4 separate regions of the Homo sapiens genome follow, and all the other regions are linked to region 3. Evidence: chromatin contacts called from ENCODE Hi-C or POLR2A ChIA-PET data. All regions are on one chromosome and are shown on one strand. The core of a region is the stretch at or near the end of the contact, and the rest is flanking DNA. Distances in the headings are between cores, read along the strand shown. Region 1 holds the start of GOLT1A (golgi transport 1A). Region 2 holds the start of IKBKE (inhibitor of nuclear factor kappa B kinase subunit epsilon). Region 3 has its middle 33 kb from the start of NUAK2. Region 4 overlaps RASSF5 (Ras association domain family member 5).

Evidence for each region. A loop is a pair of places that touch in the nucleus more often than their neighbours do. ChIA-PET counts read pairs that join two places held with the same protein, here RNA polymerase II (POLR2A). Pooled maps may share reads with other maps.
Region 1: a loop to region 3 is called in a pooled map, with 7 times the contacts of the local background. The contact joins the promoter of GOLT1A here to the enhancer-like site in region 3. A Hi-C loop is called at or near these places in 1 of 37 single-sample maps with no recorded cell type and 2 of 50 pooled maps. POLR2A ChIA-PET finds 5 or more read pairs at or near these places in 1 of 52 experiments (PC-9).
Region 2: a loop to region 3 is called in a pooled map, with 5 times the contacts of the local background. The contact joins the promoter of IKBKE here to the enhancer-like site in region 3. A Hi-C loop is called at or near these places in 1 of 37 single-sample maps with no recorded cell type and 6 of 50 pooled maps. POLR2A ChIA-PET finds 5 or more read pairs at or near these places in 1 of 52 experiments (activated B cell).
Region 4: a loop to region 3 is called in a map with no recorded cell type, with 12 times the contacts of the local background. The contact joins two enhancer-like sites. A Hi-C loop is called at or near these places in 1 of 168 maps with a recorded cell type or tissue (naive thymus-derived CD4-positive, alpha-beta T cell), 3 of 37 single-sample maps with no recorded cell type and 8 of 50 pooled maps. POLR2A ChIA-PET finds 5 or more read pairs at or near these places in 2 of 52 experiments (activated CD4-positive, alpha-beta T cell and activated naive CD4-positive, alpha-beta T cell).

What each region holds. Positions count from the first base shown.
Region 1 is chr1:204,212,204-204,215,671 of GRCh38, reverse strand. It overlaps GOLT1A (golgi transport 1A), which reads left to right and starts at 1,684. Exons shown (of 5, transcript NM_198447.2): 1 at 1,684-1,790. The coding sequence starts at 1,766. RefSeq lists an enhancer at 1,157-1,813.
Region 2 is chr1:206,468,980-206,472,052 of GRCh38, reverse strand. IKBKE (inhibitor of nuclear factor kappa B kinase subunit epsilon) reads right to left here and starts at 1,577. Exons shown (of 22, transcript NM_014002.4): 1 at 1,355-1,577; 2 at 808-897. RefSeq lists enhancers at 2,201-2,510, 2,030-2,667.
Region 3 is chr1:205,286,652-205,289,907 of GRCh38, reverse strand. No RefSeq gene overlaps it. Among named protein-coding and RNA genes, the nearest start is that of NUAK2, 33 kb to the left of the region's middle. Within about 2 kb of position 1,552, at least 13 of the 41 ENCODE cell types and tissues checked have a DNase peak (open chromatin) inside an H3K27ac peak, as active enhancers do.
Region 4 is chr1:206,561,377-206,564,847 of GRCh38, reverse strand. The region is part of intron 2 of RASSF5 (Ras association domain family member 5); the gene reads right to left. LOC124904494 (a long non-coding RNA gene) reads right to left here. Exons shown (of 2, transcript XR_007066831.1): 2 at 2,454-3,471. Among named protein-coding and RNA genes, the nearest start is that of EIF2D, 49 kb to the left of the region's middle. Within about 2 kb of position 1,672, at least 9 of the 41 ENCODE cell types and tissues checked have a DNase peak (open chromatin) inside an H3K27ac peak, as active enhancers do.

The DNA of each region.
Region 1 (3,468 bases), core at 435-2,934, 1.1 Mb after region 3:
ACCTCAACGCTGATATGTTTCAAGACAGAGGTTGATGTGTCTGTGGTACTCTATGGCGACCCCATTCCATGGGAGCTATTTTGACAATACACACATACCTAAGACTGAGTTCCTTTGCATGCACATCATACTTCTATATTATCTCCACCTTGTGCTCTCTAATTTGCCTTGCTATGTTATCCCTATTTCAATTAAGATGCTTTCCCTCTCATCATATGCAAGTACGTCTGGTCTGTTATTCCTTATCTAACAGTTTTTATTCTATGTTCACTTCCTGCTACTCTTTCATTTTCTTGCATGTGTGTGATTTTTGTTTTTGCATAGAATGGCTCATCTTCTATTTCTCTTAAATTCAAACATATATTATGTGTGGGTGCAAGCAATCTGCCTATTTCATTTATGTCTTCTGGTAAGTCTTGCCTGAACATTTATATATTGAAAGACATCATGTTTTATTATAATTTATCTTTTTGTTTCTTTTTAAAAAATTATGTTAGCTTTCCTTGGTTTTGTTGTTGTTGTTTGGTTTGTTTTTTTTTGAGACAGGATCTCGCTCTGCTACCCAGGCTGGAGTGCATGGCTTGATCACAGCTCATCGCAGCCTCGACCTTCTGGGCTCAAGCAATCCTCCTACCTTAGCCTCCCCAGTAGCTGGGACTACAGGCAGGTACCACCACATCCGGCTAATTTTTTATTTTTATTATTGTAGAGACAAGGTCTCACTATGTTGCTCAGGCTGGTCTCAAACTCCTGGGCTCAAGCAATCCTCCTGCCTTGGCCTCCCAAAATGCTGGGATTACAGACATAATGCATTTTGTATGCCAGGCCTATTTGCATTTTTAAATGATGTATATAGGTAGTCTTTGAAATTCATTTCTTCATTTCTGGACACAGAAGACATTGCAAAGTGGATGTTGGCTCTCCTGGCATCAATGCCACGTCAGAACCACTGCTCTGCGATGGGAAAAAAGGATGTTAGGAACTAACTGCCTCTCTTTTTGCAGGCCCAAAGGACGAATCCATGTCTACACAGCTGGTGGGTAGACTAGAACCAGGCCTCCTAAATTGTGCAGTCCTGCCCCAACCCCAAATTCAGGGCTTTGTCTTCCATAGCTCAACATCACAGTCAGTCCAAAGCTTGGACGCCGCTTGGGGAAAGGAGGTCGAAGACCTTCACGTCTAACTTCCCCCATGGCGCTTTTGCCATTGATTTAACCCGATCTGGCTCTGCCATTAGGTCAACAACAGGCTTTGTGCTCAGTCGCTCATCGCCTCCCAGCGCCTAGCATGTGCAATAGCAGAGAGCAAAAAGCTTGACTTTCAAGATGAATTTAGTACATTCCCAAAGGGATGCGCAGATGCCAACTCTTCCCACACTATCAAACCAAGCAAGAAACTTGAGCACCCCCTAGATTCCAATGCTTCCACATACAATCTAAGTTTCGCGGAGCAGACGAGAGCCGCAGAACACCGCGAGGTGCGAGGAAAGGGTCAGGTGGGCGGTGCCTTCCCCGGGCAGGCGCGGCAGGTGGAGGGGCGGGGCATTGCCCTACCGGAAAACGGGAGGAGGGAGCTGGCGAGTAGAAGCACCTGCGTGGTGTGCGGGGGTGGAGCGGGGGCTGGAGGGAGAGTTAATGATTTGCCACAGGCTCATTTCGCAACTTAACCAAGGGTCAGCTTCCCGTGACCATGTACCAGCTGCGTCCTCTGGGCCACGCTCCACTTGCCCGCTTCCACCCGGAAAGCCCCCCAGGCTGAGTGCGGCATGATCTCCATCACCGAATGGCAGAGTAAGTGGGATGAGCGGGGCTGCAATGGGCTATCCAGGCCAGGCTCCCTGCCGGCTGGCTCTCTCTCCCAGCTGGGCTCTCTGTCACTACAAGCGTGACCTCTGGAGCCAGGGGCTGGGAGATGCTGTGCTGGCACCCTGGGGCAGCAGGCAGGGTGGGGTGTGGCTCCCTACCCTCCAGCGGGTGGGAGTTGCTCAGGGCCCACAGGTAGCTAGAGGCTGGTGCCCAGGGGGCCTGGCAGGTTCCCCATTCACACTGACCCCTTTCCCATCCCGGGTTCTTAGAACTGGGTTGCCACAAAGGTGGACTCAGGAGGCCTCTGCCCATTCAGACATCTTTCCCCACACCATCAAGGTCTCCTGTGGCCCTGGGGGCTTCTTATAAAAAACTAAACTCCACTCCCCTGACCAAACCACCATACCCTCACTCCTAAACATCCTTCCCCTTCTTTTGGGGGAAGAGGTAGGGAGGAGGTCTTGGAACAAGTCTGGGGCCATGGGAAGAACCGTGGCTCTGTGGGCTTCATTTGGGTGAGTTACTTAAAGCCTCTGAGCCTTGGTTTTTCATCTGAGAATTGGTGACAACATTCTTTTGTTCACTCAACAGATTTGTCTCTGCTGTGTGCCAAGCACTGTGTTGGATATAGAGTGTCCAACATTAAATGAAACTGACTCCCTGCTTACATTCTAGAGAGGGGAGACAGGTAATTAACAGAAAGAAGTATATAGTATATCAGAAGATGATAAGTCCTCCAGATGAAAATAAAACAAGAGGAGGCTATGGAGTTCGAGGTAGGAGGGGTCGCTATTTTATATAGAGTGGTCAGGGAAGCCTCACTGAGAAGGTGAGCCTTTATTCAGATCTTTTTTCAGAGATCTATAGGAAGTGAGGAAGCAAAGCCACGCAGCTCTCTGGAGGGGAAATGTTCAGGAAGCAGGGACAGGCAGTGCAAAGGCCCTGAGGCATTAGCATACTTGGTGTGTTTGAAGAACAACAAGGAGGTGGGTATACCTGGAGCAAAGTGAGGTGAGGGGAGAATCATAGGAGTTTAGGTCAGGGATGTCACTGAGGGGTCAGGACACTGGAGACTTATAGACCATGGTAATGACCTTGGTTTTGTGCTATGGTGTGATATGTTCTATTTCTATGTTTAAAAGATCATTCTGGGTGCTGGGTTGAGAATAGACTGTGGAGGTATGAAGGCAGCAGCAGGGAAGCCAGTTCTTTTTTTTTTTTTTTTTTTTTGAGACAGAGTCTCACTCTGTCGCTCAGGTTGGAGTACAGTGGCATGATCTCTGCTCACTGCAACCTCCACCTCCTGGGTTCAAGCGATTCTCCTGCCTCAGCCTCCTAAGTAGCTGGGGTTACGGGCACCCACCACCACACCTGGCTAATTTTTGTATTTTTAGTAGAGATGGGGTTTCTCCACGTTTACCAGGTTGGTCTCGAACTCCTGACTTCTCAAGTGATCCACCTGCCTGAGCCTCCCAAAGTGCTGGGATTACAGGCGTGAGCCACCGCGCCCAGCCAGGGAAGCCAGTCCTGAGTGTGTGAAGGTGGAGACCAAGGTGTTAGCAGGAGATTAGCGGGGCGTGGTCCATGCTGGATCTGCCTTGAGGAAAGCGTTGAGGATTTGCTGACGGTTTGGACATAGGGTGTGAGAGAAAGAGGAGTCAAG
Region 2 (3,073 bases), core at 328-2,827, 1.2 Mb before region 3:
GTCTTGAACTCCTGAGCTCAGGCAATCCGGCCACATGGGCTTCCCCAAAAAATTGCTGGGATTACAGGTGTGAGCCACCATGCCTGGCCACTTAAATACTTTTAAATAACGCTAGACTAGAAAAGGCATCTTCGTGTTCTAACATCTTACAGGTTCTCAAACTGAGGGTTGCCATGCCTGGAATCCTATGTTCCTTCGCTCTGAACTTTTTCTCTGTGTAATCTTTTTTAAAAATGCAAATCCTTGATAATGTCATTTCATTGAGCCAGAGGCCCCTTGAAGAGATCGGTGGTCAACTCCTAGTTTCAGATCAGGTAGGAGCGGACATTACACAGAAGCAACTGAGGTACTGAGAGGCTTCCTGAAGACAACACAGTAGCTCAGCATGAATGAGTGGGTCTGGTTTTCCCCGCTGAGGCTGGAGGCAGCCAGCAGGTCTGGGGGCTGGGGCTGGGGTTGGAGCACAGCAGGCTGAAATCAAGGCCAAGGGCTCTGATACTGGGGCAAGGAACAGCTCAGGACTCTGGGATAATAGGCAGTGAGGTGCAAAGCGCAGACCCCCAGACAAGCGGTGTGCCCCTGGATTCTGTGCCCGGGAGCTCTGGTTGTGGCACATCTGGCTTAACTCTGCACGCTCTGCAGATCCTCCCCCCACCACCCCAAGCACCTGGTGCAAAGAAGGGCTCAGTGGCCCTCAGCCAGTGGTTGGATGAATGAGCAGTGGACAGTGAAGCATGTGAGACACCACCCACCCACCTCTCCCCTCCCCTCCCTCCTCAGGGCTCTGCTGTGGCCAAGTGCACTTACCCCACACTCTGAGCTGCCCTGAGTCAGGCAAAGGCTCTTCCTGGCGAGTGTATGTTATGCTTTCTGTCTGTGGCACGTCCAGGAGCTGAGCTACACCGGAAAGAGGAGGGCGGATGAGAGGCGCCCCTCAGTGCAGTTGCTTCTCAGCCTCCATCAAAGGCCGCCGGCCCTAGCCCTTTAACCCTTTCCTGTTTGTCACCTTCCCCCACAGGGCTGGGCTGGGGGTTTCCAGCTCTATTCCCAAACTGTTCAGGGAGCCTTTCCCAGCGTCTCCTACTCCTGAGACTCCGGCCAGGGAGAAAGACCCCGGGAAAGGTGAGGGCAGGCGCTGGGTGCTGATCGCTGGCTTTGGGTGTTGGTAAGCAGAGCCCAGGGAGGGCTTGTGGTTGGCCCGTGGTGGCTCACCTCCATGCCACACACAACGCTCTATGTGAGAGCACCGCTGCCAACAAGCCCACACCCCTGCACCCGGCTGAGCTGCCCTGCAGCTGCCCCTTGTCTGGCCCCTCATTCCACCCCCACCCCCCTCCGCACGCTGCACACTCACCCCATCTCCACTGCAGGGGATGCAGGCTTGTGGGACTGGGTGACACCCCCAGAGCTTTCAGGGCTCACTGTCATTCATGAGCAGTGTTCTTAGCCTCCTGGTAGCCAAGGGCCCCTAGGACCCACAGGCAGGGCCAGTTGCAATGTCTGTGCCACCCCAGGAGCTGGGACTAGTGGGTTTCTTCCCTGCCTCCTTGTGGCGGTGGGACACCAAGCTCAGCACTGAGTCCTGGCTCTCAGCTCTCTCGCACTTCCTGATTTCCGTCTCTCGCTCTCTCTTTCTCTCTTAAAGAGACAGAGGCAACTCGGTGCAGCCACCAGCTCAGCAGAAAAGAGAAAGAGGATGCTCTGAGTTCCCAAGGGTAGGCAATAGGACCAGAGTGTGAGCCACAGAGAAGCCAGGAACTGGGGCCCTTCTGGTAATCTTGATGGGCAGCTGGGTGCTGTTTTGGCATCTCCCACAGTTCACTGGAGCAGGGAAGTTCAGGGCTCTTCCCAGAGTCAACAGAGCAGGTTGGGCAAGTTAACTAAGTGGAAAGCTGCCTGGGAAGTCCATGCTCCCACACCCAGGAACCCCAAGGAAGTGTGGGAGCTATGCCGATCCAGTCCTAGAAGTTGGATCTGAGTCACCTTCCCAGGAGGCCTGCAGAGGTCCGAGAGCAAGCGCGGGGACCCAGCTGATGCCTTCCAGTGTGACCTGAGCACACAGCATGCAGCCCCTCCCAGCCAGCTCACTCACCCGCAGAGTAACAGCTACTCTGTGGGTTGATTGGATGACATGGATATATTTGGAATTGTTTGGGAGCTTGGAAAGCATTTTACAGAAAGGCATTGAAGGCATGGAGGCCCACACACTTCAGTAATTTACCCATGCTCTTCAGAGACTGCTGGGGCTGGCACCCAGGTGCCAACTTCCCAGCCAGGACTCGATGCCCCACATCAAATGTCCTAGGAGGCTGGAGGGGTCTGTCCTGCTCTGGTCAGCTCAGAGATGGCAGTTGGATATGAAATGGTTAAAACCAGGAAATTCCATGTTTCTATAGAATGTTGGAGGGACTTTCCCATGGCCACACCTGGTGGTTTCCTCCGCCAGCCCCACCCCTCCCACAGTGACACTAGAACAGGAGCAGAGCTGAGAACTGCCTAGTGCTCAGATAAAGAGAACTCCCCATAACACCTCCAGCTGGAGGAGTTGCTGCAACTTCTCACATCAGGACCAGGAGGAATGTGCCTGAGTGCCTGAGATCCTCATGTTCCACCCAGTCTTCCCAGCTTGCTTTTTTTTTTTGAGATGGAGTCTCACTCTGTCACCCAGGCTGGAGTGCAGTGGCATGATGTTAGCTCACTGCAACCTCCACCTCCTGGGTTCAAGTGATTCTTCTGCCTCAGCCTCCCAAGTATCTGGGACTACAGGCATGCACCACCATGCCCGGCTAACTTTTTGTATTTTTAGTAGAGATGGGGTTTCACTGTGTGGTTGGTGAGGTGGATTGAACAGGTTGGACTTGATCTCCCAACCTCCTGATCCACCTGCCTCAGCCTCCCAAAGTGCCGGGATTACAGGCGTGAGCCAGTGGCTAATTTTTTGTATTTTTAGTAGAGATGGGGTTTCACTGTGTGGTTGGTGAGGTGGATTGAGCAGGTTGGTCTAGATCTCCCAACCTCCTGATCCACCTGCCTCAGTCTCCCAAAGTGCCGGGATTACAGGCGTGAGCCACTG
Region 3 (3,256 bases), core at 303-2,802:
ACTGCTCTCTAGCCTGGGTGACACAGTAAGACTGTCTCCAAACAAAAAGAGAAGGAATACAGCAGGCAGGGGGTTGCCAGATAAAAGAAAGGATGTCCAGTTACATTTGAATTTCCGATAAACAATGAATTTTTTTTTAGTATAATATTACACAGGACATGCTTAACTAAAAAGTTATTCATTTTTTTTTTTGTTTTTTTTTTTTTTGAGACGGAGTCTTGCTCTTTTGCCCAGGCTGGAGTACAGTGGTACAGTCTCGGCTCACTACAACCTCCGTCTCCTGGGTTCAAGCAATTCTCCTGCCTCAGCCTACTGAGTAGCTGGGATTACAGGCGCACGCCACCACACGCGGCTAATTTTTGTATTTTTAGTAGAGATAGGGTTTCACCATGTTGATCAGGCTGGTCTCGAACTCCTGACCTCATGATCCGCCCACCTCAGCCTCCCAAAGTGCTGGGATTACAGGCATAAGCCACTGCCCCTGGCCTTCTATTCATTGTTTATCTGAAATTCAAATTTAAATGGGTGTTCTGTGTTCTGTATTTTTACTTGCAAAATATGGCAACCCTAATAGCAGGAGAGATTTGGGTTAGTCAACAGGATGAACTTGGATCAGATATTGGGATTCTGACCCAGGGAAGGATGGAGAATCCCCTATTCTGGACAGCTTTAAAAAAGGAGAATGTGGGCCAAGTGTGGTGGCTCATGCCTGTAATCCCAGCACTTTGGGAGGCCAAGGCAGGCGGATCACCTGAGGTCAGGAGTTCAAGACCAGCCTGACCAACATGGAGAAACCCCGTCTCTACTAAAAATACAAAATTAGCCGGGTGTCGTGGTGTATGCCTGTAATCCCAGCTACTTGGGAGGCTGAGGTAGGAGAATCGCTTGAACCCAGAGGGCGGAGGTTGCGGTGAGCTGAGATCACACCATTGCACTCCAGCGTGGGCAACAAGAGCAAAACTCTGTCTGGAAAAAAAAAAAAAAGAAAAAAAAGGAGAATGTGGCCAGGTGCGGTGGCTCACACCTATAATCCCAGCACTTTGGGAGGCTGAGGTCAGGAGTTCAAGACCAGCCTGGCCAACATGGAGAAATACTGCCTCTACTAAAAATACAAAAATTAGCCAGGTATGGTGGCACATGCCTGTAATCCCAGCTACTCAGGAAGCTGAGACAGGAGAATCACTTGAAGCTGGGAGGCAGAGGTTGCAGCGAGCCAAGATCGTGCCACTGCACTGCACTCCAGCCTGGGCAGCAGAGTGAGACTCTACCTCAAAAAAAAAAACAAAAAAAAAAAGCAAAAAAAAAGAAAGGTGAATGTGTCTGAGGACTGAAGGGCAAGCCTCTAAATGCTTAGGGGTAGAGTTTATAGTCAGAGGGACCTTCCTGCAGCTGGGCCAGAGACTCACCCACCCTCTAGAAACCTCAGCAGCTGAGGATGAACAAAACCCACAGGAAGTGGTGGAAGTGAAACTTGGTGTCAGTGTTGTTGTTATTAAAAGGGGGAAGTGACACCGGGTGAGTGAAGGGTGGGTGGAGGTGAAGTCTCTATAGGCAGCGAGGTCATTCGGCAGCGCCCCCCTTCCTGCTCTGCTAAGAATAGTTACGGTTGTGATAGGGGTGTGGTTTGTCTGAGGCTGGGGGAATGAATCTCGCTTGATGTCTGGATGGGGCAGAGCAGAAGTAGCACTGGGGTGGTCAGAGCTTCAAGTCAGGTGGCAGCAAAACCTAAGAAGCATTTTTGGGTTTGGAAATAAACAAATAAGTGGCCTCAGAAGCAGCTCAGAGGAGAAGGATCCTGCCTTCCAGCTAAGAGAACTATAAGAGGGAAGCAGGGCCCATGACCATGACAGTCCCTCCTCTAGTCAGCTTGGGAAGCTCTGAGAAGCTCTTTCCATTAAGAGAGTCAGGGATGCTCCAGAAATCAGGCTGGCAGGGAGGCTGCAGTGCGTTTTTGTCTCTAGCACTTACTGAGCACTTACTGTGTGCTTGACATTGTGCCAGGCCCTGAGGCTCCAGAATTAAATACAGTGTGGTTCCTGCGCTCCAGAGGTTGGAAGTCCAGTGGAAGAGATATGCATCAAACTAATATAAATTCATGAATTCATTGTGATCAGAGGTAATAGTTGAAAGCCCAAGCAGCAGCCTACCTACTGTGAGCCTGAGCCCACCCCTCAGCAACTCCCCAGCCCTGGCCCAGGCTGCAAACCAACAGAGGCCGGAGTCACCCAGCTGCCTGCAGAGCAGTGCATCAAGTCAGGACCCTTTCTCTGCCCAGACGTCTTTGCCAACTGTTTGGAACAAAGGGAAATCATCTGGTTTGGGGAAAGACATAAGAATGACCGTTTTCTTTCCTAAACCTTCACCCTCTCCCATTTCGGCCTGAGAAAAGCTGTTAGATGCTTCTTCAGAGGGTTTCTAAGGGCCACAATTGCCTTCCACCTAAGAGGGAACAGGGTGGGGAGGGGTGGCAATGGCCTTCTTTGACCGCAGAGGTTTTGGATTTAGCCTGAAGTCACAGAACAACTGAAGCCAAGAGACAGTTCACCCTTTCTGGTGTCTAGAGCTTATTGAACAAATGTCCATTGACCCCCTATTGCTAGGGGCAGGGGTGAAATATTGAGTTGAGTCCAGGGCTCCAGCCTACTAGAGGCACAGTCTGTAGAGAAGTCAGATAATGACCAGGCGGTGCCTAAGCTGGATCTGAATCCAGGGCCTTTAGTCATCAGACACTGGACAGATTCTTCGTGGAGGGAGTTGGGCCTTGAAGGCTGAAGAGTTTTCTGGGTCAAGTACATGTTTAGGGAGCAAGAATTCCTTGGAAACTTAAAAACTGGTCTCCCATGGTCAAGTCTGGCTCCTGTATGTGAACATCATACACACAGAACATGGCTCTGTATCCTGACTCCTATGCACCCCCGGCCACATTGTATACTCCTGCTTGTATGCTCCTGGCCAGTGAGGTGTCTGCAGTCTTGGGACAAGTGGTGGCCAGGGAGTCTTTGTCCCCTGGGTTCCTGGGGTTCAGGCTTCAGGTCTGGTTTCTGCCGTTGCCCCTCCTCTGGTTCCCTCCTTCTCACAAGACACAGCCTGACAACCTGGCCTTCTCTCTGCCTTCGTTAGGAGGGAGGCTGCTCAAACCACAGCTCACCACAGCTCACCACAGCTCACCACAGAGGCCAAGCTGGGTGTGCCTCTGTGGAGCAGCGGCAGGAGCCGGCTGAACACAGCCAGGACCAGTTTCCCCAGGGGCCAAATG
Region 4 (3,471 bases), core at 423-2,922, 1.3 Mb before region 3:
CCCTGAAATCAAGTGCTCCTGATTCGTGGCACTTTATCTCATCCTCTTGTCTCTGGAAAATATGCCAGGCTAGGTCTGGATCCCCACCCCATGCTCTTTGAGGTAGACTAAACCATGAAGAAGAAGAAACCAAGGACCTGCAGGACAGGTCTCAGTTCCCCACCCAGGGAGCTCCCAAAGCCAGAAGATACACAGGTGTGGGGTACCTGGTAAGTGAAGAGCAGAAGAGAAGAGAATCGAGGTCCCCAAGCTAGGACCCCTTCAAGCTCCTAGGCTGGGAGTTGGATCCAAAGCCTGATCTGACAGTGTGCAATAAGACCTGGGATTCAAGGTTTGATACTGGCATAAAATCTTTCTTCTTTTCTCCCTAAACTGCTTGGGTGGGTGGATATTATGTGTCCCAAACTGTAAGTGAAATTGCTTTATAGGGAAAAGCTGATTCTGGATAAACTATCTAAACCTGTGAAGACAGAAGGAGGGCAGGAGGGGAGGAACCAGAACAGAGAGTGAGGGATGGCCTGGACTAAGCGGCGTGTGAACAAGGATGTCTTGGGTGAGTTCCAGGTGGTCCTGGAGGAGGTCGTCTCTCTGACCCCTCCCTAGGGGAAGTCCTTATGGTTTAGAGAACTTGGCAGCCAATATCTAGAATCCCTACCAGGCCCATGAGAAACTAGTAAAAAGGGTCTGTTCCCATGCAAAGAGGCAAGGGACTCTCAGCAGGGAAGATAAGGACACTCACATGACAAGGGTGTTTGTTGAGAAGGACAGGATGAAGTACCTGAGTCTGATGATTGAAATGACTTGGCCATAACCTCTTAGTGGCTTGAGCTGGATGGGAAGGGAGGACTTCATTTACAGTTAGTGCTGTGTGTCTTCCCTTACATCATGTGCCATCAAGATCTCAAAGGGCCTTGAAATAAGAGTTCAGCTTGTGGTGATGAGACTAGCAGAGAAAGCTCTGAGCAGGACCCAGGGGGCCTGACTCCTTGAATCTGTCTCTACTGAGCTGTGTGACTGGGGGCAAATCCTCTTCCCTCTCTAGACTTCAGTTTCCAGCCTAGGAACCTCTTAGGAATCTGTGACACATTCTCTTCTTGCATTCCAATTGGGGTAAGCAGTCAATTACCAAATATTTCCTAAACAGGTGGTTCCTAGATTGCAGCATATATGAGAATCACCTGGGAAAAGTATTAGAAAAGCAGAATCCAGGGTCCCATCTCCAAAGATTCAGGAGCCAGTAGCTCTGGAGTAGGGCCCCTGAAACTCCATTCTCAAAGAGTAGTTCTGGTGCAGGTGGTTGAGGCCACCTTGATGCAACACTGAAGGTTTCAGATGCTACAGAGAAACCAGAGAAGTGCTGAGTGAGGAAAAGCACCCGTCCTCAAGAGATTTCCAGTTTAGATGGGGGAGACAGGACCCAATCCCAAGAACAGAATATCCTCAGTGACAGATGAGAGAGAGGTACAAGGTCAAAGAAACAGGTCATGTCCTTTACCAAGCAGTTATGAGCAGAGCTTCCCAGGTGCCTGGCGCAGAAACGGTGGCAGGAGGCATGTGTGGCAGAGACAGCTAAATGCTCACCACAACCTGCTTCCTTTTCTACCAGGGCTCACAGCTGTACTTCACTTCCCAACCTCCCCTGTGGTTAGGTGTGGCCACGTGACTGAGTTCCAGCCAATGGCCCGTGGTTGCAAGAAACACCCACCATTTCCGGGTCTGGCCCACAAGCTTCCCATGTGTTATCCTGATCCCCACCTGCCAATCTAACTTTTTTAAGTAAAGGGGGAAATAAACCTCTGATTATATTCAATGACTGAAAAGCAGGGGTTGTTTCAAGTTAGTCCATCCTGATTGTACAGGATGCAAGAGAGAAGATGCAGCAATTCAACCCAAGCAGTATTTGGTCAATACTGGCTTTTTTTTTTTGAGACAGAGACTCGTTCTGTCGCCCAGGCTGGAGTGCAGTGGCACGATCTTGGCTTACTGCAAGCTCCGCCTCCCGGGTTCACACCATTCTCCTGCCTCAGCCTCCCAAGTAGTTAGCCTGCCACCACGCCTGGCTAATTTTTTCTATTTTTCAGTAGAGATGGGGTTTCACCAGGTTAGCCAGGATGGTCTGGATCTCCTGACCTCGTGATCCGCCCGTCTCGGCCTCCCAAAGTGCTGGGATTACAGGCATGAGCCACCACGCCCGGCCAATACTGGCTTTTGTAACCAAGTACTTGATGTTGTTGGACCTGAAGGAGATGCGAGTTCTGATCTTATAGGACGGACAATACTGGGAAGGGCCAGAGGAGGCAGCGGGCAGTGAATCCCACGAGTGTGGAGTTCGGACGGCATCTCTAAATGAGGCTATCTGGAGGCTGTGCCAGTCTGAAATCTCTTCTGGGACTAGTCTTGGGCCATGTAAGCCTTTGAGACAGCACATAAAAAACAGTCAAATGGGCCAGTGGTTCCAAAGATTCTAGTTTTATTTTTATTGCTGAAATTTGGAGCTAACTTATTTTTAGTAATCTTTTCTTTTCTCTCATGCCGAGGTGGTGAGGGGCAGGTGCCATGCCTGAGGCCTGGGTGTGCCTGCTGCTAGCAGAGAGATGGGGACCTCCCCAACTGTCCCAGGGCTGTGGGGTTGGCTAGTGCCCCTGGAGTACCACAGGGATCCTGTCCAGGGAGGAGCTGACTGGCCAGGCAGGAGGAGATGGAACAATTACAGGCAGGGAACAGGGAGCAGTGTAGGATCTGACCTCCAGGACCCTCTTCCTCTTGCATCTTCCTTGAAGAAAAAGAATTCAATGGTGTCACTGTAGACCCAAGAAAGCCTAGGCAGATGGGGGCATGGGAGTGTGTTTTCTATGTACTTAAGTATAATATTTAACTATAGGCCGGGTGCGGTGGCTCACTCCTGTAATCCCAGCACCTTGGGAGGCCGAGGTAGGGGTTCACCTGAGGTCAGGAGTTCAAGACCTGGCCAACATTGTGAAACCCTGTCTCTACTCAAAAAAAAAAACACAAAACTTAGCTGGGTGTGGTGGTGGGTGCCTGTAATCTCAGCTACTCAGGAGGCTGAGGCAGGAGAATTGCTTGAACCTGGGAGGCAGAGGTTGCAGTGAGCCGAGATCGCGTCATTGTACTCCAGCCTGGGCAACAAGAGCAAAACTCCATCTCAAAAAAAAAAAAAAAAAAAGAAAAAGAAAAATATTTAACTGTAGATATAGTCAACCTTCTGTTCTTTGTATCCACAGAGAAAAACACACATGAGGAGGAGTCTCCAGTGGGAAGATAGAGGTTTATCTATTAACATATTTCAGTTGTAGGATAGACACCAAGAAGAACTTTTAAGTCACTAAAGTTGTAAGATTACAGGGACTACCTGCTAAAATCAAGTGTAGGGTCAATGTCCCCTTAGCTAGCATGCCTTAAGGAATGGAGGGATGGGAAGGACCTTTCAAAACCTGACCCAGCCTGAAGTTG